Regions from separate parts of the Homo sapiens genome. Here all the other regions are linked to region 3. A link is a loop called in an ENCODE intact Hi-C map of the cell type or tissue named here. Cell type or tissue: endothelial cell of umbilical vein. All regions are shown on one strand. Links, peaks and the distances in the headings refer to the core of each region. The heading gives the core; the rest is flanking DNA.

The links. Hi-C counts contacts between places; a loop is a spot of excess contacts. Peaks named below come from ENCODE experiments on the same cell type or tissue, not always from the same donor. Only the 100,000 strongest peaks of a DNase experiment are listed, where the experiment ranks them.
Region 1: it touches region 3 in a loop (7-fold over the local background); 12 of 110 quality-filtered maps call a loop at or near these places.
Region 2: it touches region 3 in a loop (5-fold over the local background); 29 of 110 quality-filtered maps call a loop at or near these places.

The regions. Positions count from the first base shown.
Region 1 is chr1:89,949,810-89,956,904 of GRCh38, forward strand. No RefSeq gene overlaps it. Among named protein-coding and RNA genes, the nearest start is that of ZNF326, 42 kb to the right of the region's middle. In endothelial cell of umbilical vein, for the core only: a CTCF peak has its summit at 3,580; no DNase peak of the experiment used is centred there.
Region 2 is chr1:89,905,184-89,912,278 of GRCh38, forward strand. The region is part of intron 2 of LRRC8D (leucine rich repeat containing 8 VRAC subunit D); the gene reads left to right. Among named protein-coding and RNA genes, the nearest start is that of ZNF326, 86 kb to the right of the region's middle. RefSeq lists enhancers at 819-1,420, 1,421-2,024. In endothelial cell of umbilical vein, for the core only: no CTCF peak of the experiment used is centred there; DNase peaks (open chromatin) are centred at 1,718, 2,658 and 3,738; H3K27ac peaks cover 3,404 bases.
Region 3 is chr1:89,839,550-89,846,644 of GRCh38, forward strand. LRRC8D (leucine rich repeat containing 8 VRAC subunit D) reads left to right here. Exons shown (of 3, transcript NM_001134479.2): 2 at 4,089-4,233. Among named protein-coding and RNA genes, the nearest start is that of LRRC8D-DT, 21 kb to the left of the region's middle. RefSeq lists silencers at 3,021-3,315, 3,839-4,058. In endothelial cell of umbilical vein, for the core only: a CTCF peak has its summit at 3,846 (motif pointing right); DNase peaks (open chromatin) are centred at 3,822, 4,092 and 4,552; H3K4me3 peaks cover 1,628 bases; H3K27ac peaks cover 1,118 bases.

The sequences.
Region 1 (7,095 bases), core at 1,704-5,703, 110 kb after region 3:
ACAAACTCTATAAAAAGAGAGATATTTATTTATTTTTGTTCCCAGATTTATCTCCAACACCTAGAATAGAACCTGGCCTGTTGTAGGTGCTTAATAAACATCTGTTAAATAACTGAATGCATTAATTTGAAAATGCTTTCCAGAATGCATCATTCTAGATCTTATACCTTTCTGCATGTTTTTACTGTTAAAAAGCACTTTCCCATAAAAGATCTTGTCTTAATTTTTACAACAATCTTACTAGGCAGGCAGGGCAAATATCATTGATCCCACTTTATAAATGAAAAAACTGAAGCCTAGACAGGGGAATTTGCTTAAGGTCACACAGCTGATATGAAGTGAGCTTGTGACTTCACATCCCAGGATTTCTACCAGCCATCATGCAGCCCCAGGTGAAATGCCTTCTCACTCCATTCTATTTCCCTCCTCAGGGCTTTGTGCTTAGGAAGCTCTGTTAATCGTTTTTGTTGGCTGGCTAACTTTGTGCCATGGGGCCAAGAGGAAAAGAAAGCATTTTTTATTTTTCTGATATCTCTTCATGGAGGCCAAAACCTAAAGGTCTCAATGATCCAGAGTCATCAAGACACAAAAAGGCAAAGGTGTCAGGACCTTTCTTTATGGACCTTGTCCCTGGATTGTGTTGCACTGTTTGCATAAAGTTAAACTTTAAATTTGCATATCTAACCTGTGGTTACCAAGTTGTTCTGGTCTGGATAATCCTTGGTTTCAGCCTGGAGCAAGCAGAGAACAATCTCCTCTCAAACTTTGTGCTGCTATTCCACCTTGAGAAGGTTTGGTTAACAAGTCAATCTTAATATTAAAGAAAAGTGATACCAGACTGGAGAAAATACTCAACACAGTACATTCCGAATGTACTTTGATAATTTTGGAGGTGGTTAGAAGCTTTGGTCCCTTTAAAGAAAGCCCCTTGGGACAGCTTGCAGACTATAGCTAGAAGCAAGTTAGAGGTTAGAGAAGTCAGTTTCTTTCTTTAAAAAAAAATTTTTTTTTAAGAGACAAGGTCTTGCTGTGTTGCCCAGGCTGGAGTGCAGTGTGCAATCATAGCTCATTGCTGCCTCAAACTCCTACCCTCAAGGGATCCTCCCACCTCAGCTTCCCCAATAGCTAGAACTATAGGCAGGCAACAGCATGTCGAGGGGCTAATTTTTTTTTTTTTTTTTTTTTTTTTTTTGTAGAGACAGGGCCTTGCTATGTTGCTCAGACTGGTCTCAAACTCCTGGCCTCAAGCGATCCTTCTGCCTCTGCCTCCCAAAGCTCTGGGATTATAGGTGTGTGTTACCGCACCAAGCCAAATAAGCCATTTTCTAAAATAAAAAGTTTTATCCTTTCTCCCTCATTCTTTCTCTTGTCACAGTGTTTTTAATTGGTTACCAAATAGCATTCTAAATAAAAAAAAATTTTTTTAATTATTAGCATACATTTTACCACTTATCTGTATATTATACAATGTTCTTTTAAAATGCAAATATGGCCAGGCAGGGTGGCTCACGCCTGTAATCCCAGCACTTTGGGAGGCTGAGGCGGGCGGATCACAAGGTTGGGAGTTCGAGACCAGCCTGGCCAACATGGTGAGACCCCCCCATCTCTACTAAAAATACAAAAAAAATTAGCCGGGCATGATGGCAGGCGCCTGTAGTCCCAGCTACTTGGGAGGCTGAGGCAGGAGAATCGCTGGAACCTGGGAGGTTCAAGTGAAGGTGAGAAAGAGAAATCAAGAATGTCAACTAGATTTATGTTTTGATCAACACATACCAGGTGACACCATTTCCTGAGAGGTAAAACAGCAACAACAAAAATAACAACTTGTATTTCAGACAAATAGAAAATTATGAAGAATAACTTAACTTCTAAAACATTCATTTGTATGTATGCTGATGCAAATTTCATTTAGAATCTGACGTTAAAATGAAGAGAGAAGGGCAAATGCATCTAAGACTTTAGAATATTTTTGGTAATAATGTGTTAGGTAAGAAAAGAATATCTGGATAAGCGATGTAACTACTCTGGCAAATGATGTTTTACATTATAATGCAAGTTAAATAGACTATTTTGCCTATGCCTGGAATTTTCCAGTGGAGGTAGATGATTTCTTAGAACAGGGATGAGTGGAAAGTTAGGGTATTTCTGAAGACCCACTAGTGAAATAGCAGTGTTTCTCCCTCAGAGATTGTTCCCTTTTTGATTCCTATGACTAATTCTGTCATTTGCAGGAGTTTAAGAAAAAGTTACATTTTTTTTCCAGCTATGTCTCTAACACATTTTTCTGGCACTGTTTATAAGCTCAAATTTCCAGTTGAAAGGATGGTTAAGATTGAATTACTCTTCAAATTCCTTTTTCCTTTCACAGTTGTTTTTCCTTGACGAAGTCTCTTTGTCACTATCAAGGTTAAGTGAAGTCACTATTGAAGGAAAGAACAGAAGGAATTTGGAATGCTTTTCCATTAACTTCTGAACCACAGTGACTTATTCCTTGAGAATCTCCAGTAAGGCTTAGGGTCTTTCGGATAAGTCATTTTGGAGAAATGTTTTCTTCTTTTGCTGTTAGGTTGACATGGCAAAAGAAATAATATTATTTGTGTTAACCTTTGTCCTAGTATGTTATTGCTCAAAGCAAGGTTGTAGATACCATGAGAATTATGCCTAAATGATACAAAATTGCATTTTCACCACCCAGTACTGCACATGGCAGATATTTGGTAGGCATTAGTTGAATTACAAATTCCAAGAATCTGCTAGAAATCGTAGATTGGTTCCTTTCATCTTGCAGATAGCGTGATGGAAGAAGAGGAGTTGAAAGCTTTTAGCTCCTAGGCAAAAAGTCACATGTTGTTTAGAAATCTCACTATTTCCTCTGAAATTGAAGGCATCATATTTTTAAGGACATTTTGTAGAGCAAGGCCCTGAATCTGAAACCACCTTTGCAGAGATTATGATAGCGAGACCAGTCTAGCATGGCTGACTCCATCTTGCTTCTAGCCTCACAGCCTGGCTGTCTTTCCTCATTGCTGGGCATAGACCAAGCTAACCATGGGAGGAATTTAGTCATATAGTCATAGTTTACCTTTTTTTTTTTTTTTTTAACTAAATAGGGATGAGGTCTTGCTATGTTGACCAGGCTGGTCTCAAACTGCTGGTCTCAAGCCATACTCCCATCTCGGCCTCCCAAAGTGCTTGAGATTACAGGCATGAGCCACCACTCCCAGCCTATAGTTTAACTTTAAAGCAAGATGATAATAGTCCTTTTCTAAAAGTAATCTCTTTATTAACAGACTGAAACCACCTTTGTAAGACTGAGAGACCACAAGATTAAGATTATGGGAGGGGCCTGAATTCTGCTAAACTACAGGCATATTTTATATAATCCTTACTGCTCAGGAGTCATGTGGTCAGAGTCATGTGGTCACAAGATTTGTGACTTCCCCAGTTGCTCATGTAGATAACATCACTAATGTAGAACCTAAAATTGGTCTTTTGAGATACTTTTCAGATTTTTACATTCTGGCAACTGATTGACCTCACCCAGACCTGAGGCTCAGGCTTCAGCCAGTCCTGTGGCCCCACCCAGAGGCTGACTCAGTGCACGTAATTGTTTTCCACACCCCTGTGATTTCATTCCTAACCTATGAGCAGCACCCCTTCCCTTGCTCCCTACCCACCAAATTATCCATAAAAACCCTGGCCTCTGAGTTGCTGGGGAGACTGATTTGAGTAATAACTTCAGTTCTGCTTGGCTGGCCTTGTGTTAATTAAACTCTTTACTGCAATAATACTGTCTCAGTGAATTGCATTTACCTGTGCAGTGGGTAAGAACCTGTTAGGCAATTACAAATCCATAAACATAGCCTTTATAATTATCTTGCTAATTCTGTATGCAAACTTCTTTAAAATTTTTTAAAAATTATTTATTGTTTTTATTTTACTTTATTTTATTTTTATTTTAGAGAAAGACAGGATCTTGTTCTGTCACCCAAGCTGGAGTACAGTGGCATGATCATAGCTCACTGTAACCTTGAACTCCTGGACTCAAGCGATCCACCTGCCTTAGCCTCCTGAGGAGCTGGGACTACAGGTGTGTGCCACCACACCTAGCTAATTTCTTTCTTTCTGTCTTTTTTGGAAAAAACAGGGTCTCGCTATGTTGCATAGGCTGGTTTTGAACTCCTGGCTTCAAGCAATCCTCTCATCTCAGCCTCCCAAAGTGCTGGGTTTACAGGCATCTGAGCCACCCCACTCCAGTTATATGTAAACTTTCAAGTTTCTATTTAGTTTGCTTGGCAGGATAAGGGAGATCCTCCCCACCCCCACTCCATCTAGGGAGAGCTTTTAGGATAAAAAAAACTCTGTGGTAGGAAGTAAACAAACATTCTCAACTGACAGACTTTTGAACTGAAAAGGGCCAGGAAGACAACAGAAACTCCTTTACCACAATGATATAATAGGGTGAAGTGAAGAACATATTAATATGCTGGGAAAAAAAAAAAAAACCCAGGCATGGGGCTAGAGTACATGCCTGTCATCCCAGCTACTCAGGAGGCTGAGGCAGGAGAATCACTTGAGCCCAGGAGTTGGAGGCCGTTCTGGGCAACATAGTGATATTTCAGCTCCAAAAATTTAAAAAGCCTGAAAAATACTTTGCTCCTGTGTTACTGACCCCCATTGTCTTTGAAAGATGAGCAATACTGATTATGGGGAAATATTTGTCCTTAGGTATTTCAGGAGGAAATTGGCCTCAGCCATCAGCCCTCACTGCCCAAGGGGGAAAAGCATTTCAAGAAGTTCCACTACAGGGGTAGCCACATTCCTCCCACTTTAGAGTCAGCAGAAGGATAAGCCAAGGGAATCTGCCTTTAACACTCAGCAGAAGCCCAAGGCATTCATCTTTGCACTTCATAAGAAGAGACAGCAGCAACTGGGACCACTTTCTCTTTTTGAGAATGGGACTGATTTCTGAGGCAAAGGGATGGGATCATTAGAAAAGGAATCTCAGAGGGAAGATCGAAGAGGAGGACAGCAGAAACCTGAGGAGACAGAGAGCAAGGTAACAGCCATTTGGGATATCTTGTAAAGGTCTAAATTGTGAGTCCTTGTCCCGTCTGCTCACCTCCTTTCCTCATATGGTCGTAGGGAGCAGGTTACTCAGAGAGGGTTATAACTGTTGGTCCTCCTCTTCCGAATGATTTTGCAATGCTTATCTACATTTTTTTGGAAAAGATTAGTGTCCAGAGGGTGTTTGAGCTTGCGGAAATGGATGCATATGTGTTTGAGAAACAAATATCCTGATCAGTTGGTGGTCCCTAGCAGAGATGGGTCCGAGAGGGTTACAGGCCAGACTCCCCCCCATAACTAAGATAAGGAGGAGTTTACTGGTGTTGGGGCTCAAAACACAGTGCCCTAAAGTGTGGTGCTTTGGCATGCTGAGTACTTTGAACTGAAGGAGATTGCAAGGGCCTCAGAAGCAACATATTTCCGACCTTCTCCCACCCTCCTATCTCCAGACTCTCTTTCTCCCCTGAAGCAACTCATAAAACCAGAATAAGTCTTCCTCAAGATGGGTCATAGAAATTCTAACTCCTCTCCCCTGAAGCAGGCCATAAAACCTAGAAATGTCACTCTCTGACATTCTCCCCTCTTCCCTGAAGACCTTCATGTGACAAGTGTCTTGTGCTATACCCAGAGCTACATAGGGGGCCAAGAAGAAGCAGAACAGACAGGCCTTGCTGCATTCCCCTCAGTTGATTACCATTATTGCAGCATACCCTTGTTGTCCAATCTCATTTCTACGTGACTGTCCATTTGTCAGCAAACCTAAGCATAAGAATACCCAGCTTTTCCTGGGTCTTTGGTTCTTCATTTCTGAAGTCTCCCATGTCATTTAAAACTTTGTTAAATAAATTTGTCATGCTTTTCTCTTGCTAACTTGTCTTTTGTTATAGAAGTGTCTGCCATGACCATTGTGATGAGTGACGAAGGAGTATCGTACCTGTTTGTCCCTCCACAGGCTAGCAGATGACTCGCTAATCGTAGGAGACAAGCTATCTCCTTTGCCTTGACTAAACCTTGAAAACTAGCAAAACTCATCCACATAGCAGAATAGGAAGGCATTCCTGACACACCTGGGTCACATGAGATTTAATTGTTTTTATTACAAGGCCTTTTGTGAGGTCTTGCAAGCAGTGGGGAAATTACCAACTGGACTACTATTTCTTTCACAAATGCTAATTAAATGCCTTTAGGTGGCAGACTCTTTTCTTTTTTTTTTTCTTCTTGAGACAGAGTCTCACTCTGTCGCCCAGGCTGTAGTACAGTGGCAAGATCTCTGCTCACTGCAAACTCTGCCTCCCGGGTTCAAGTGATTCTCCTGCCTCAGCCTCCTGAGTAGCTGGGATTACAGGCAGGTGCCACCATGCCCGGCTAATTTTTGTATTTTTGGTAGAGACGGGGTTTCACCACACTGGTCAGGCTGGTAGGTGGCAGACTCTATGTCAAGTTCTATGCAAATTAATTGTTTTTGGTCTCTGACCTTAAAGATCTCATAATCTACTGAGGAAGACAACCATGAAGAGATAATTCAATTTAATTCAATTGGATTGAAGAAAAGACTGAGAAACAAAGACTGGTCAACATAGTGAGACCCCGTCTCTACAAAAACTAAAAAAAAAAAATGAGCCAGGCACAACAGTATGCACCTGTAGCCCCAGCTATTTGGTAAGCTGAGGCAGGAGGATTGCTTGAGCCCAGGAGTTTGAGACCAGCCTCAGCAACATAGTGAGACCCTGTCTCTACAAAAAATTTAGCCAGCTATGGTGGCATGCATCTGTAGTCCCAGCTACTCAGGAGACTGAGGCAGGAGGATTGCTTGGGCCCAGGAGGTTGAGGCTGCAATCAGCATGATCAGGCCACTGTACTCCAGCCTGGGTGACAGAGTGAGACCTGTCTAAAGAAAAAAAAAAAAAAAAAGACAGAAATGAGATGAATTAGTCCACCTAAGAGATGATAGAGATCTGAACTGATGCAGTGGCAGGAAAGATTCAATGGGAGAGGGAGGCTGAGAGATATTTCTGAAGTAGATGCAAA
Region 2 (7,095 bases), core at 1,019-5,018, 65 kb after region 3:
AACTTTTCAAGGGGCTAATGCTCTACAAGGGTCAAAAACCTATTTCCATGTGCTAAGACATCAATAATATTTTTAATAGGGCTGTTTCTCTTTTGAATATATGTTAATTGTTTCCCTCTAAGAATTCACACAGAAATTGGATATCATATTTTGGACTGCCTCCCAAGACTTTTATGGGATGGAATATGGTCAAATACTCATTCATGAACAAATAAAACCAAACAGATTTGTTTCCCTCTCACCACATTTTTGCACATATATCTTTAATAAATATTCACTGAAAGCTGTGAGCTATACAAAGCAAGGAAAACTACCCACTATTGAAGTTTGAGGGAGCCAAGTGAATAACCCCTCTTTCCACACCAGTTAGAAAGATAAAGGAGTCAGGCTGGTAGATTGCAAAATATCATCTTTATTACTGATGATGCACTTTGGAGAATATGGCTTTGGGTCTGCAGCCAAGTAGGCCTCCAGAAATTTTATCCCTGAATTAGATAAAACTACCCACCTTTTCTTGGCATGCCAGAATAATGGAAGCTGGTACCCTGCAGGGGAAAGCTGCTTTCCCCCAGCAGGAGAGGAGTCCAGAATTCGTGACCTTTGCAGACAGGCAAATCTCAAAGAGGACGAAGAGGAGGAATTAGTGAGGGGGCAGCAAGGAAGGCCCGGTGTATTGTAAGGAATTCTCTCTTGGCGATGTAACATGAAGAGAGTGAGTAAGTGTCCTCTTACCTCAACACCTGCAGTAGGGTCTTCAAAGGTAGCTGAGACCTGACCCCTGCTTACCAGGGACATTGAATGGGGAAGGAAGAGAAGACCTCTCTACAATTGTATTTGAACAGTTGTCCTTCTTCGCAGCTTTAGCTAAGGCTGTAAATGCAAGTGGGAGCACATTTTTATGGGGCAGCCGCATTGTTCCCTGGTGTTTTAACTGCCCCCCAACTGCTGTTTACTTCTCACATCTGAATCTTCTTTCAAGCATCACTTTTAGGCTTAAAAAAATCCCTATTTGACTAAAGAAAATGAGCGGAACAATTCCTCTTTATAAAATGCTAAACAGAACAAGACATCTGGTACTGTACACACTGTAGCCCAAAGGTGAATTTTACCCTCAATATAAGCAGAGTATGCTGTATGTCAACAGTCAGCTCAAACAGAAGCTCGAGCATCGCTGTAGAGCCGCTATCATCACTGAAGGGAATTCATCATTATCCCTGTTAGTAATTTCATAGCTTTGGAAACTGGTTTATAGTACTTAACTGAAACAACCCCAAAATCCCACCCCTGACTCTGCCTTTTCTATTTTCCCCAACTTCTGTTCCCTTTCTAAAGAACAAGATTTTGTGGAATTTAAAGTAGACTGTGACTGGCCAGGTTGCTGCTTGCTCACAATGCCTGTCCTGTGTGTTGGCTTTCTCAGCCAAACTTTTGGGAGCCAGTTGTCACCCAGGACCCAAGGCTGGCATTCTTTGGAAAAACCTGCCTGTGTGTTGTGCCAAGTTGTGTTAGCCACTCCATGTTATTCTTAGATGGGCTCTGGAGTATGACCAGCCTGTGTGCATGCATTTGTAGTAGGCACTGGATAAGAACTGGAGTAATGACTACAGAAGTGAACGGTCACAGCTCTAACCTGCTGAGTCATCTCAGCTCAGCCTTGCTAGCAAGGCCTCCCAGGCTGCATATAGTTTGCTTTTCCTGTTCGTTGCATTCCAACCTGTCAACGGCTATTTTCTGAAGGTCTGTGGGGGCTCATGTAGAAAAGGAATAGGTCTGGGTGGAGGCCAAGAATCTGAATTTGTATCATGTACCCTAGCTCATCTTAATTCAAGTGTTAGTCTGTAAGAAACAGAAGAATGGGTAACTCAACTCCTCCAAACAAATCTGTCAGCATTTACTCATGCAGGAAGGCTATTTTCATGTATCACGTTCAGAACACAAAGGGTCCCAAAGGGCTTCCCATCTATCTTTCAGGTGTTGGGCTTCCTGTCTTCCACTGTGTCTTTTTTTTTTTTTTTTTTTTTTTTTTGATACTGAGTCTCACTCAGTTGCCCAGGCTGGAGTGCAGTGGTGTGATCTTGGCTCACTGCAACCTCCGCCTCCCGGGTTCAGGCGATTCTCCTGCCTAGCCTCCTGAGTAGCTGGGATTACAGGCACAGACCACCACACCTGGCTAATTTTTGTATATTTAGTAGAGACGGGGTTTTGCCATGTTGGCCAGGCTGGTCTTGAACTCCTGACCTCAGATGATCCACCCACCTAACCTCACAAAGTGCTGGGATTACAAGTGCGAGCCACCATGTCCGGCCAGTCAGTTGTTTTAAATCGTGTATTGCCTATGAGCAGATGAGGAAGAGGAATCACACTGTCTATTGAGATTACTGACAACCTTTCTAAGCCTCATTTTCTCAGAGTTTTAGCCTCAAAAGGGACATTGATCAATTTGTAGTCTGATTTCCTTCTTTTCTCAGTTTACAAAGAACTTAGAGGAATTATTTCATGAGTCCCCCAAAATTAGTCATTTCCTACTTTGTGACCCCACAGCATTTTGTTCATACTCCATATTTTAAGTAAACACTGTTTTGTAATTAATGTGTTTATATGTCACTTCTTTCCACCATCACCACCAGCCCCCTTGCGCCAACTGATTTCTTCAAGAGATTGAACCAGGTCTAATTTATGTTTGTCTCCCACCAACCCAGTGACAGATAGATGAATCATGTTGCCTGGAGAGGTTAAGGGATTTGCCTAGAGTAGCAGCCCTGAAATGTGAGTGGCTTTCATAACTCCCAGCCATGTACTTACCACTCGTATGTTGCCAGAAATGTTTTTAAATGATGTGAATTCATGCAAATGAGTTAGGACACAACTTTCCCATTATGTTCCTCTACACTAGCTCATTTATAAAACATTCATAATAGTGATGATGATGATGATGATGATGTCATTACCACCCACCCAACTGTATCATTTTAAGGATCAACCTAAATAATATTTGTGAAAGCTTTGAAACTGGCAAAGCCACCTTATGCAGGTATATAGATTGCTATTACTCTAGTCTGTTGTTATTTCTGTGTAATTTACAAAGTATTTCATATTCATCATCTCACTTCTCGTTACACCTCTGTGAAATAGGTGGTCTCATTGTCATTTCATAGACACAAGAACTGAGGCTGAGCGAGACTAAGTATTTCAACCATAATCACAAATGGATGAAAGAAGACTAGAACCCAGCCAGCCCTCTTGCTTTCTTCCAGTACAGCCACTAGATCAAGGCTGCAGAGTCCCTCAGGGGTGTTGTTATCATCATCATCTGTTGAATCTGTTGCATCTTCTGTTGTGTGTTTAGGTCCTCAGGTCCCTAAAGCCCTCCTGGGTGAGCCCAGGAAAGAGACAACTTCATGAGAAATGAGAGTGAGGCCCTTCTAAGACCAGTTATGTATGTGTGTTGAAATGCTAGTCAGGTTTTTCATTTTATCAAAATGCAGGGCTTAGACACAGAATGCTTTATAAGACAAAGCAAGTTTGATTTTGAATTGGCCGACCATTGACCATGTTGGACCAGCAGCAGCAGCATGTGGATATGTGGGTCCAGGCAGGAGGGGCTAACCTCTCCATGGCTTCTGTCTCAATGGGGAGTTCCTTACTGTGACTCTCAGAGGAAATGAAGGATGATAAATCCAGCTGCTGCTTCCTGTTTCTATAATTTGGGGATTTATTTTTTTAAAGGGTAGAATGCTTTATTTTTAAACCAGTGGAAAATACCCTCAACGTGTTCCTTGTTAGTATTTCCTTGAAATCTAGATGCACTCATTTGAGCTTTAAAGGAGTGGGTGTGTTTGCGTGTGTGTGTGTGTCTGTGTGTCTGTGTGTGTGTCTGAAATTCCCATGATGCTGCCTGAGATGGCTCGCTCTCTTTCAGTTTTTCAACAACAATAACAACAGAATGAAAACCAATTAAGGCAGATTTCACTGGGCAGGAAGCTCTATGTGAGATTGATGACAGTATCTGATTTAGAGGAGGCCTGTAATTTATATCTGTGGTATTACTATCTCTCTGGGTATGCTTGTGCAATTCAGGTCTGGTTTTTCTTCTGCTTGTGATTGTGTCATTAGTAATAAAGTCCCGAGGCATTTAGGAAACACACTGCCTTCTCACATATCATTGTTTACAGACAGTAGCTGTTTGGTATAGATGATTAGGATGCCATTTTTGGAGTTTGATTATGTAGCCCCTGACTCCATAACTAAAACCAATAGGTAGAAATATATTTTACCAGTGCCATTTTTTTTTTCATTTCCTAATTTAAGAGACAGAGGATGTATATGGGGTTCCAATGGTACATCGTTCAGGAGCAGCATAGGAAATTTATCTGGCAAAATAGAATTATAAGAATTTAGTAGGGCCAGGCACGGTGGCTCACGCCTGTAATCCCAGCACTTTGGGAGGCCGAGGCGGGCGGATCATGAGGTCAGGAGATCGAGACCATCCTGGCTAACACGGTGAAACCCCGTCTCTACTAAAAATACAAAAACTTAGCCAAGCGTGGTGGCGGGCGCCTGTAGTCCCAGCTACTTAGGAGGCTGAGGCAAGAGAATGGCATGAACCCAGGAGGCGGAGCTTGCAGTGAGCCGAGATCATGCCACTGCACTTCAGTCTGGGCAACAGAGCAAGACTCCGTCTCAAAAAAAAAAAAAAAAAAGAATTCAGTAAATATACCAAATCCCCTCACTGAGTAAGAATCTTGGCTCTAATTTAAGTCCCTTAGCCCCTCCTTTCATGTTCTTAAAATCATAGCTAAGGTACTATTCTTCTTATAGTGGGTGATCAGTACATATTTTGTACTTACGAACCAGTAGGCCTAAGTGAGTTGTTTATTCTTTTAAGAATTATGGTTACACTTTAATGAATTCAGAATAAAAAATAAATCTTCACAGCCTAAATTTAGTGAAGAGATTATACCGAATATTTGGTCTGACTTTGTTAACAACTTTTTGAAGGTAAGATTTAAAAACTTTGAGACTATGACACTTACTGGAGGACTGTTCCAGCACACTGGATGTTGTAGAAGTCTGGAATTCTCATCTCCATTCTGCCATTTCCTTGTAACAAGTTTCTTGGCTATAAAATAAAGTTGATATTATTTGTTTGTCTCATAGTAGTTTGTGAGGATCAGATTAGTTGGAATCCATGGAATTGTCTTTTAAAAAGTGAGATTATGATAAAGACCTTAGGTAATATTGTTATTAAATGACAGTTGGGTTGTTGTTTCATTTTTTAAGACTTTACTCCTTGTGCCCTTAGGCAGCCTTTGACTACCAGCATTTTGTCACCTTCACTTTAAGGGTTCCTTCTAGTGATTTTTTTTAATTTGTAGAAGCAAATTTAATTTAATTTGAGTTAATCTCTAGTTTAAAATAAGCTGAGGGGGCAGGTATGGGCTTCATAGTGTCAGTCAGATCTGGGTTTGAATCCTGGTCCACCTTGTATTAGCTGTGTGATCTCGGTCGAATTACTCAAACTTTCAAAACCTGTTTTCTCTCAGTAAAACTGAAGCAGTAATACCACTGCTCAGGATGGATAGGACAATTTAATAGGCTCAAGTATGTAAGTGCTTGGTTATTCAGGAGGGGTAATTTTCTTCCTGTCTTCCCCTGCCTATTAGCAGTAGCCTCAGTGTTGAATGGCAAGATACAGCCCAAGATTTTCCTGTAAATATGCCAGCAGTGCACAGCTCCTCCCCTCTCTACCTCATCTTTGTCCCTGTATACCATGGTCAAGGAAATGAGAAGTAAACTAGCCGCTGTAGGTCACTGACACTCTCCTTAGAAATGCTAAATATTTCTTTTCCCACCTTCTTTTCAGTGTAATCTGACCTGAGTTCTCTGAATGCTTGACCTTCCCAGGGAGTTTCAGCGGGTGAGAAAGCCTGACACTGCTTGGATTACTTGAATATATACAGAGCTACTCACTCATATGTCCATGCATTTTTGGGGTTTTTTTTTTTTTAGTTATATAGTTTGTGGAATTATTTTGCAAGTTACCTTTTTCCCTTTAGACTTTTCAAAAAAGAACCTTTTAAAATTTTATGACGGGATAAGCAATATGGTGGTTAGCAAGATTAATGTTTACCAGTTTGCTGAAGGGAAAATCAAACAACATATGTCCAAACTCTGTTTAAGAATTTCCATGGGATTCTGAATTCCTTAATCTCTGTAGTTTTATGAAGTCATAGCAACATGCCGCATACTTGAGTTATAGCTCCTTGTCGAAATGTGTTTGTATAATTTGACTTTATGTTCAAAATAAGAAACAAGTAGCCGTAAGAAAAACATCTTGGTACTCTCTCACCCTGCTACTTCCAACTTTTACCCCTCTACTCCTTTCCTATCCTGAAAAATACACCCTCCCATCATACCTGCCTCCCCCGCTTGCTGTTGTACCAGCCTTTTGTTTCATCCCCAGCTGAGATTTGAGAGGTGAATATTCACTTTCCCACATACCCTTGCACACGTGAGCCAGACTTTTTCACCGAAAGTGCTCAGGCCAAAGTGTCAGGTGACTCTCAGCTGCCAGATCCAGCGGTCACTTTTGCCCCTTAACGTGCGTGACTTGCTTTTGACACCTGCAATGCTGCTTACCACTCTCTTCCTGAAGGGGTTGCCTCTTTTGGCTTCTAGGCCAACATTCTCTTCATAGTTCTTGTCCTCTGACCCACCCTTCTTCCTCTCCTCTGCTGAATGCTTTTCTTCTCCCAGTTCCCTAAATGCTAGTGATCCCCTGGATTCTGCCATTGGCCTTTTTTCTCTGTGTATGCTCTCCTTGGATTATCTCATCCTGCATATGTGGATTAGTCACAAATCTGTAAATCCCAGATCTTTCTCTTAGGATTCAGGACAACCAACTACTAGATACCTTGACTTAAATTTATTATGCCACTACCAGCTATTCCAACTGAAAAATTGAATTGAGTGGAAATCATGTTGACTATAGAGTAGTTTTCTCCTTCATCTCCCTGCCTCCAGTCTTTCCTCCCTTCAATCTTGCTTCTACATTCCTGGTAGAATTCTTTTTAAAACGGAATGGTGACCTCATTG
Region 3 (7,095 bases), core at 1,643-5,642:
TGGTTCTTTAAAGATGGCTAATAATCCTCTATGGGTAAATGCCAATCAGGCCAGCCAGTTGGCTCTGCGAAAGGCTTCCTTGAAAGCCATGGTTCAGGTTTTGCAGAGACCAGGAAGTGAATGTGAGTGCCAGAGACCTCCTTCCCAGAAAATCCTGTTGCATGTGCTACCCCGGAGGTGAAGACAAGGTAGGGACACTGCTGTGAAGGCTGATAGTGCAGAGGGTCATCTCTTTGGCAACCAGACAGCTTGTCATTTTTTATTTTCTTGTTTGTAAAATCCATGTGTAATAATCACCAGGACTCCTGATATTCACACAGAGAATTGCTTGTGGCAAACATTTTTAACCGCCAAACTAAGATCTTTCTTAAGATGAAGAAAGATAAGCAGCATTGTTTTTTAGAGATGAGTTTATCATCTCCTCCTCCACACCCATTAGTCCTCAGAAAAGCTATTTCTTGAAACTGAATTTGGAGCTTCTAAAATGGCTTTCACAGTGTTGGTCTCTTCATCTGGGGATTATGGTACTTAGGGAGTGGAGACTTTCAAAGTGAACCTTCCACATTTTTCCAAAATCTTTTGTGGCATAATTTGTGCCTACCTGAGAGCGCATTTTTTCTTTTTATGAGGTTGTGATTTTAATATATATACATACACGTGCACACACACACGTGCGCATGCACACACACACACAAAAGCATAACAGCGGCTATGAGAAAGAAACACTTCTGCATGAAACACAGAAGGAGCGGGCGAATAGCTGACCAGGGGAAAGTATGAGATGGTGTTCAGGCCTCATGGTAGTTAGGATTAGGAAATGTCAGGGGCTGTGTTGTATTCTCCAAACTGTAAACTTTGGGAGTCGTACAGAGTGAATGTTAATAAATATTTTTGATAAGGAGGAGGGTTTGGGTTTATAGGGAGCCTAAGAAAGAGAAATGTGGCTGCCCTTCCCCCACAGCTGGCCACTGCTCTGGAGGGGAGAGTATTAGACATTTGGGTGTGGACATAGCAGCATAGGCGAATACCATTGTTAGTCTCCCACCAAATGCTCTTCTGTATTTTGTTACCTATTAAACCATACAAACTCTCCTATATATCATTAAATTATCACTCAGTACAGTACTTGGACAAAATAGGAATAGTCTACTGTTAACTGTTTTTAGATTAATGACTTTGAATTTTTCCTAAGAGAGATTTTAAGAAGTTAGATAGTCTAATCGCATGAGTCCCAAATATAAAAAACAAAGGCTCTGCAGGTTTAAGTTTTCCTTTGCCTTTTCTTAAGAATTTAAATATTTTTCTTCAGAGGTTTTCCTTGGGCTCTTAGATAATGAGTAACAAAAATGAAGGAGGGATACCAAAAGATATTTCAAAACATAATTGTGTCCTTAAAAACATGGTAATAATTGACAGGGTTTTTAAAATGAGAGAAGTTTCTAGCTAAATGCCCTGCTTCACATCCCCACTCCCCACACTGAGTACTTTGTGGAAAATATGTGGTAGCTGTTTGGGAAGAAGTATTAAGTTTGTGAAAAGACATGAAGAGTTGCCAGGACCACGGTAAGCAAAGGATTGAGAGAAGGAAAAAGGTGAACAGAGCTAGACCCTAAAAGGATGCTAAGATCCCTTGAGAAGTCTTTTAGTAAGAAGCCCTCCTTAGACTGCGAGTGCCTAGTGGACAGGAATGCATCTCACTGGTCCTTGCAGTCTTCTTCCCCGCCCCTGCCTTTGTACTTGAAGGCCATGGTCATCTGGGTGCACTACAATTCAAGTCTGTGAGGTGAGGAGAAAAGGGTGGGTGAGGTGTAGTTCATCGTCTGGAGGCCTCAGTATTGTCAAGACCACCCCCCCCCTTTTTTTTGTGAGTGCACAAGACTCTTAATCACCTTTTCATTTGGTTGCGTCAGGAGCCTCATAGCAGCATGCTACTGACAGGTGATTGTGAACTAAGTGTTATAGCAGAAGGAAACAGAAAATGAGAGAATGTCAACTTGAAGCCATGTGTGTTTTTGTGAACATCATTTGCCACTTTCTTAAAGAGCCCCAGTTAGAGAAAAAATAATGCAGGAATCGAATTTTAGTCAGCTTGTTAGGTTCTGAACTGGACAGACTTTGTACCTTGGCATATGAGTAGCCATTCTAGAACCTTTTGAACTTTTGCCACCAAGTAATTCTGGAAAGGCTGACAGCCAGCAGTAGGTAATGGAAAAAGCCAGTATCCTCTGCCCGAGAAATTAAGGTGTGTATTATTCAGGTGGTTAAAGAAACTGCCTACCACAACAGCAATAGCTGGTAAGTAGCAGGATCATTCAGAGATGAAGGGATGGATCACAGGATGGTTGCTGTGCTGGACTTTCTCCCTAGAATTCATGATCATTGGCCAGGAGTGGTGGTTTACGCCTGTAATCCCAGCACTTTGGGAGGCTGAGGCGGGTGGATCATGAGGTCAGGAGATCGAGATCATCCTGGCCAACATTGTGAAACCTCATCTGTACTAAAAATACAAAAAAATTAGCTGGGCATGGTGGCGTGTGCCTGTAGTTTAAGCTTCTCGGGAGGCTGAGGCAGGAGAATCGTTTGAACCCGAGAGGCGGAGGTTGCAGTGAGCCGAGATCACGCCACTGCACTCCAGCCTGGGCGACAGAGCGAGACTCTGTCTCAGAAAAAAAAAAAAAAAAAAGAATTTGTGATCATTGTAGGAATTCGCAGTGTAGGGGAAATGGTACAGATTTTATAATCAGGAAAGACCTGTATTCAGTTCTCCATTTGACCACTTTCTGCCAGAGCCATGGGAACAGTTTTTTAATTTCTCTGACCCTGTTTCCTCACTTGGGAATATGACTTTTGCAGATCTGTTGGAAAATATTAAGGCCAAGAGGGATTTAAAATGAGATGTTGTCTAGCACTGAGTAGGAGCTTAATATCTATCCGTTCCTTTCTGCTTCAGTCAAAACTGAGCTTCATATGTAGAATGATTATTGTTTGTATTACATTCTCCATTTTGAGTATGGAACCATGAATGCCAACAGCTTGATAATAAAAGGAGCCGTTTGTCAAGAGACAGTCCTGTAAGCGCTTTTTAACCTGGTAGACTGTGCATGTAAGGGCAGGCAGGTTACAAATGCGAATCCCCATAGCCAGCACACTCTACATACAGCAGATTCTTAAGCCATCTGTGTACTCTTTTTAACACTGTACTGAAGTCCACTTAAGTCAGAGTTCAACAAAATGAATGAATGTAATCCCAGGACTATGGAACTTCTCTGTGATTACATAGCACAGAGAACTACGGAATCATTTTCTGGAAGAATGCACCATGCGATTATGCTCCATGTGGAATTGGTATATATAAATGTTGGTAGACTGTGAGGATGAGGTTGACAGGTTGATCTGAGTAGAGACCCTAGGAGGAACCGAGGATACTATGTAGTTTTGTTGTTGTTACTGTTTTGCAGTTCCTGGCTGCTCTGTGTTGGCAGCTGTGTGCACGCTTTCTCTTTTGAGCCAGCGAGGCACAAGACAAGTAATTTCCCATCTTGAATCTCTCACAGCTGCTGAGCTGTAGTGGATATACTGGGATGTGGCTATGAACTTTAAAAATTTGCATAAATCCAGCCCCTACTCCCCTGCAAAGGCTCAGTCTTGTCTTTACACCTTCCCCGAGGTAATTATTTTCTGGGGGGTAGGGGTGGGGGTTGGGAGGGTGAAGAAAGGAAGAAAAAGAAGGCCGATCACACTGGGCACCGGCGGAGGAAGCGTGGAGTCCATTGATCTAGGTACTTGTGGGGAGGGGAGAACCCGAGCAGCAGCTGCAAACGGAAGGGCTGTGAGCGAGCGGGCGGGCGGGTGGCTGGCAGCGAGGCCACCAGCAGGGGGGGCCCGGGCCGAGGCCGCGCCACCTCGGCACCACGCGGGCAGCCGGTGCGGCGGGGTCGCCACGGCCAGGGGAGCGCTGGGTGCCCACCATGGCAGTTATGCAAGCGGTGACCCCCTGGTCTTGCCTCCCCGCCGCCCTGCACTCCTTCCTCCCCGCTGCCGACACTTGGATCTCTCTAGCTCTTTCTCTCCCCTGTGTTTTCAAACAGGAAGTGCACGGCTGTCTATAACGTGCTGCCGGGTCTCAGGATGGAGGAGTGAAGTCTCCTGTCGCCGTGGTTCCAGCCTCCGGAGCTCGCCCAAGCCGCGTCCCCAGAGAGCGCCCTGAGAGAACAGGGTGGCCGCTTGGTCCAGGTGCGCGGGGTCGGGTCTGGGTCCAGGGAGCGGGTCGGGAAGTCTGCGGCACGGAGCACTGCTAGTGTCGGATCTGCATCTCCAGCTCTGTGCTGCAGCTTCACTTGCCCGCCCCCCACCACTGGCTTCTCACCCGGGGTCTCTGCCAAACTCTGGCTGCTGCCGCCCTGGGTTCGGGCCGGCGGAAGGCCCTGGGCGTGCGCTGCGGAGCCGCCTGCGAGGACTCCACTAGGGCGCTTTCCAGGCTGGACTGCCCCGGGCTGCGCTGGAGCTGCCAGTGCTCGGGGAGTCTTCCTGGAGTCCCCAGCTGCCCTCTCCACCCTCTCCTCCAGCTGCTGCTGCCTGAAGCAGCAGCTCTTTGTTCCTCCCTTACTGGTCTGGGGTCATACACATAAATGTCCTGGGAGGCAGGGTGGTGGGAGGGTAAGGGGTTGGGACGTAGGGAAGAGGAAGAAGATGAGTTGTGGGTGAAGTGTAAGGTGGACAGGAGAAAAGAATCTTAGTGTCCATGCTCAGAAATCAGCTCTTCAGCTGCTGAAACAGAGGACCCCGGTTCCTTGGTTTCTGTTTTGGGAAAGCCAGGCCATGCCAAACAGAGGGAATTAATGATGCAGGCACACACCGGAAAGGTAGGGACCAGGAATGAGGCACAGCAGCGAGTTCTGAGATGTTTAGTCTGGTGTCTGGCTTGTTAACTCCACTGTGGTTTCTGAGCCAGGCCTCCTCGCTGAGACAGAAGGTACTTTAACATATGAGCCAGGCATCTTTATTAATTCCATTTGTCATCAAAGTAAAATTGAGAGTGACTTTTCTCAAATTCACCAGGTAGATTATACTTTCACTTCCACATCGTGTTCCATCTCAAATGTTCATAGGAGAATAAAACACTAGGGTTGGTTTTATGCTACAGACGTTTTGCATCTTTATTTCCCTGGCAGGTCCAATCTTTCTCCAGAATAACTCAGATTGACTTCTCCCCCCAGTGAAAGCCTAGCCTTGTTTTACCGCCTGTTTATCTACCTGGTGAAACTCTAGTCTTGGGGAGGACACTAAGGGGAGTGGGATGGCTGAGAATAATCAGTTTGATGGGATCATTATATGGCCTCAAATTAAATGTTTGAGCCCTGTTAAAGCCAGTAGCATCTTCTTAATTTTTATTTCCGAGGAAGGGATGTGAGCATATGACTAGAGGGGAGGAAAGTGAGACTCTGCCAAAGAAGATCTCTCCCTGTAGCACAGAGGAAAAGTGAATCTGTGTAGCACAGTATCACATACACTGCGCGCTTTCACTTTATCGGGTAGCCAAGCCATCTAAGGAGTCAGGGTTAGGTGTAGAATTTACATTCATGACGTGGGATGCTGACTATAGCATTCTGATGCTGAAAATTTTATCATAAAACATATTTACTACATAATTAAGTTTGCTTTGAAAGGAAAATTTACCAGGGTGGTACAAATTTACCAGCTTGAGTACAAAACATGTAATCAATAAGTACATGGCATTAAGTAGCCAAAATGCACTATGAAAACTGAACAATTAAACTTATCCTTCCTAGATAGACATGAACTTCGTAAGTTTGAATTTAATTGTGAGATGGCTGTGTTTATGCCTCTTCTTGCCAAATACGTCATGAAAAGTGAGAAAGTAATCGAGAGAGATTCTTTTTATTTTGAGACGGTTTTTCATTCTGTCACCCAGGCTGGAGTGCAGTGACGTGATCTCAGCTCACTGCAATCTCTGCCGCCTGGGTTCAAGCGATTCTCCTGCCTCAGCCTCCTGAGTAGCTGAGATTACAGGTGCACGCCACCACACCCAGCGAATTTTTGTATTTTTAGTAGAGACAGGGTTTCACCATGTTGGCCAGGCTGGTCTCGAACTCCTAACCTCAAGTGATCTGCCCACCTCAGCCTTCCAAAATACTGGGAGGCCACCACACTCAGCCAGTCAAGAGAGATTCTTGAAAGACCTGTACAACCATAGTGTTTTGCAGCTACTTTTTTTTTTTTATTTTTGAGACGGAGGAGTTTTGCTCTTGTTGCCCTGGCTGGAGTGCAATGGTGCGATCTTGGCTTACCACAACCTCCGTCTCCCGGGTTCAAGCGACTCTTCTGCCACAGCCTCCCGAGTAGCTGGGATTACAGGCACGCACCACCTCGCTCAGCTAATTTTGTATTTTTAGTATTGATGGGGTTTATCCATGTTGGTCAGACTGGTCTAGAACTCCTCACCCCATGATCCACCCGCCTCGGCCTCCCAAAGTGCTGGGATTACAGGAGTGAGCCACTGCACCCAGCCACTGCCTCTACTTTTATACCTATGTGTGTTCCTTGCCCCCCAGTTTATTAATTTATTTGGGGACTTTCTTTAGCATCTGTCACTCTGCTCTAAGATACAGTAGAACAGCTTTTGTGAGCCTCCAAATCTCCCATTTAAGAACAGAGTCTCCTTCTATTCTAGTGATATTTAAACTCAGAAATCATAACTGGCCTTTAGATTGTCATGTTCTGTTTACACAGTGTATATGATGTATTTTTTTTTTTTTTTTTACTCCTTTCAACAGAGCTAAACTCTTCTTGCTCCTTTCAATGATGTAGTGAAGTAGGATTCATTTTCTCCAGTTTATGGAGAGAGGAAACAGGCTGATGAGATGTAACTTGTCAGTGGTCGTATTAGTAAATGGAGTTGTTGGGACCTGAACAAGGTCTTCTGATGTAATCCGTGGTTCTTTTGTAGTCTGGAAAGCCGCTGCCTAAGGAAGAGGTGGCAGTGCTGATTCAGGTGGTCCTTTGCCATTCCAAAAGAAAGCTGGATTGCCTTACCAAATCTCCAGGTTTTTCGTTATACCTCTTCACTCAGGCTCT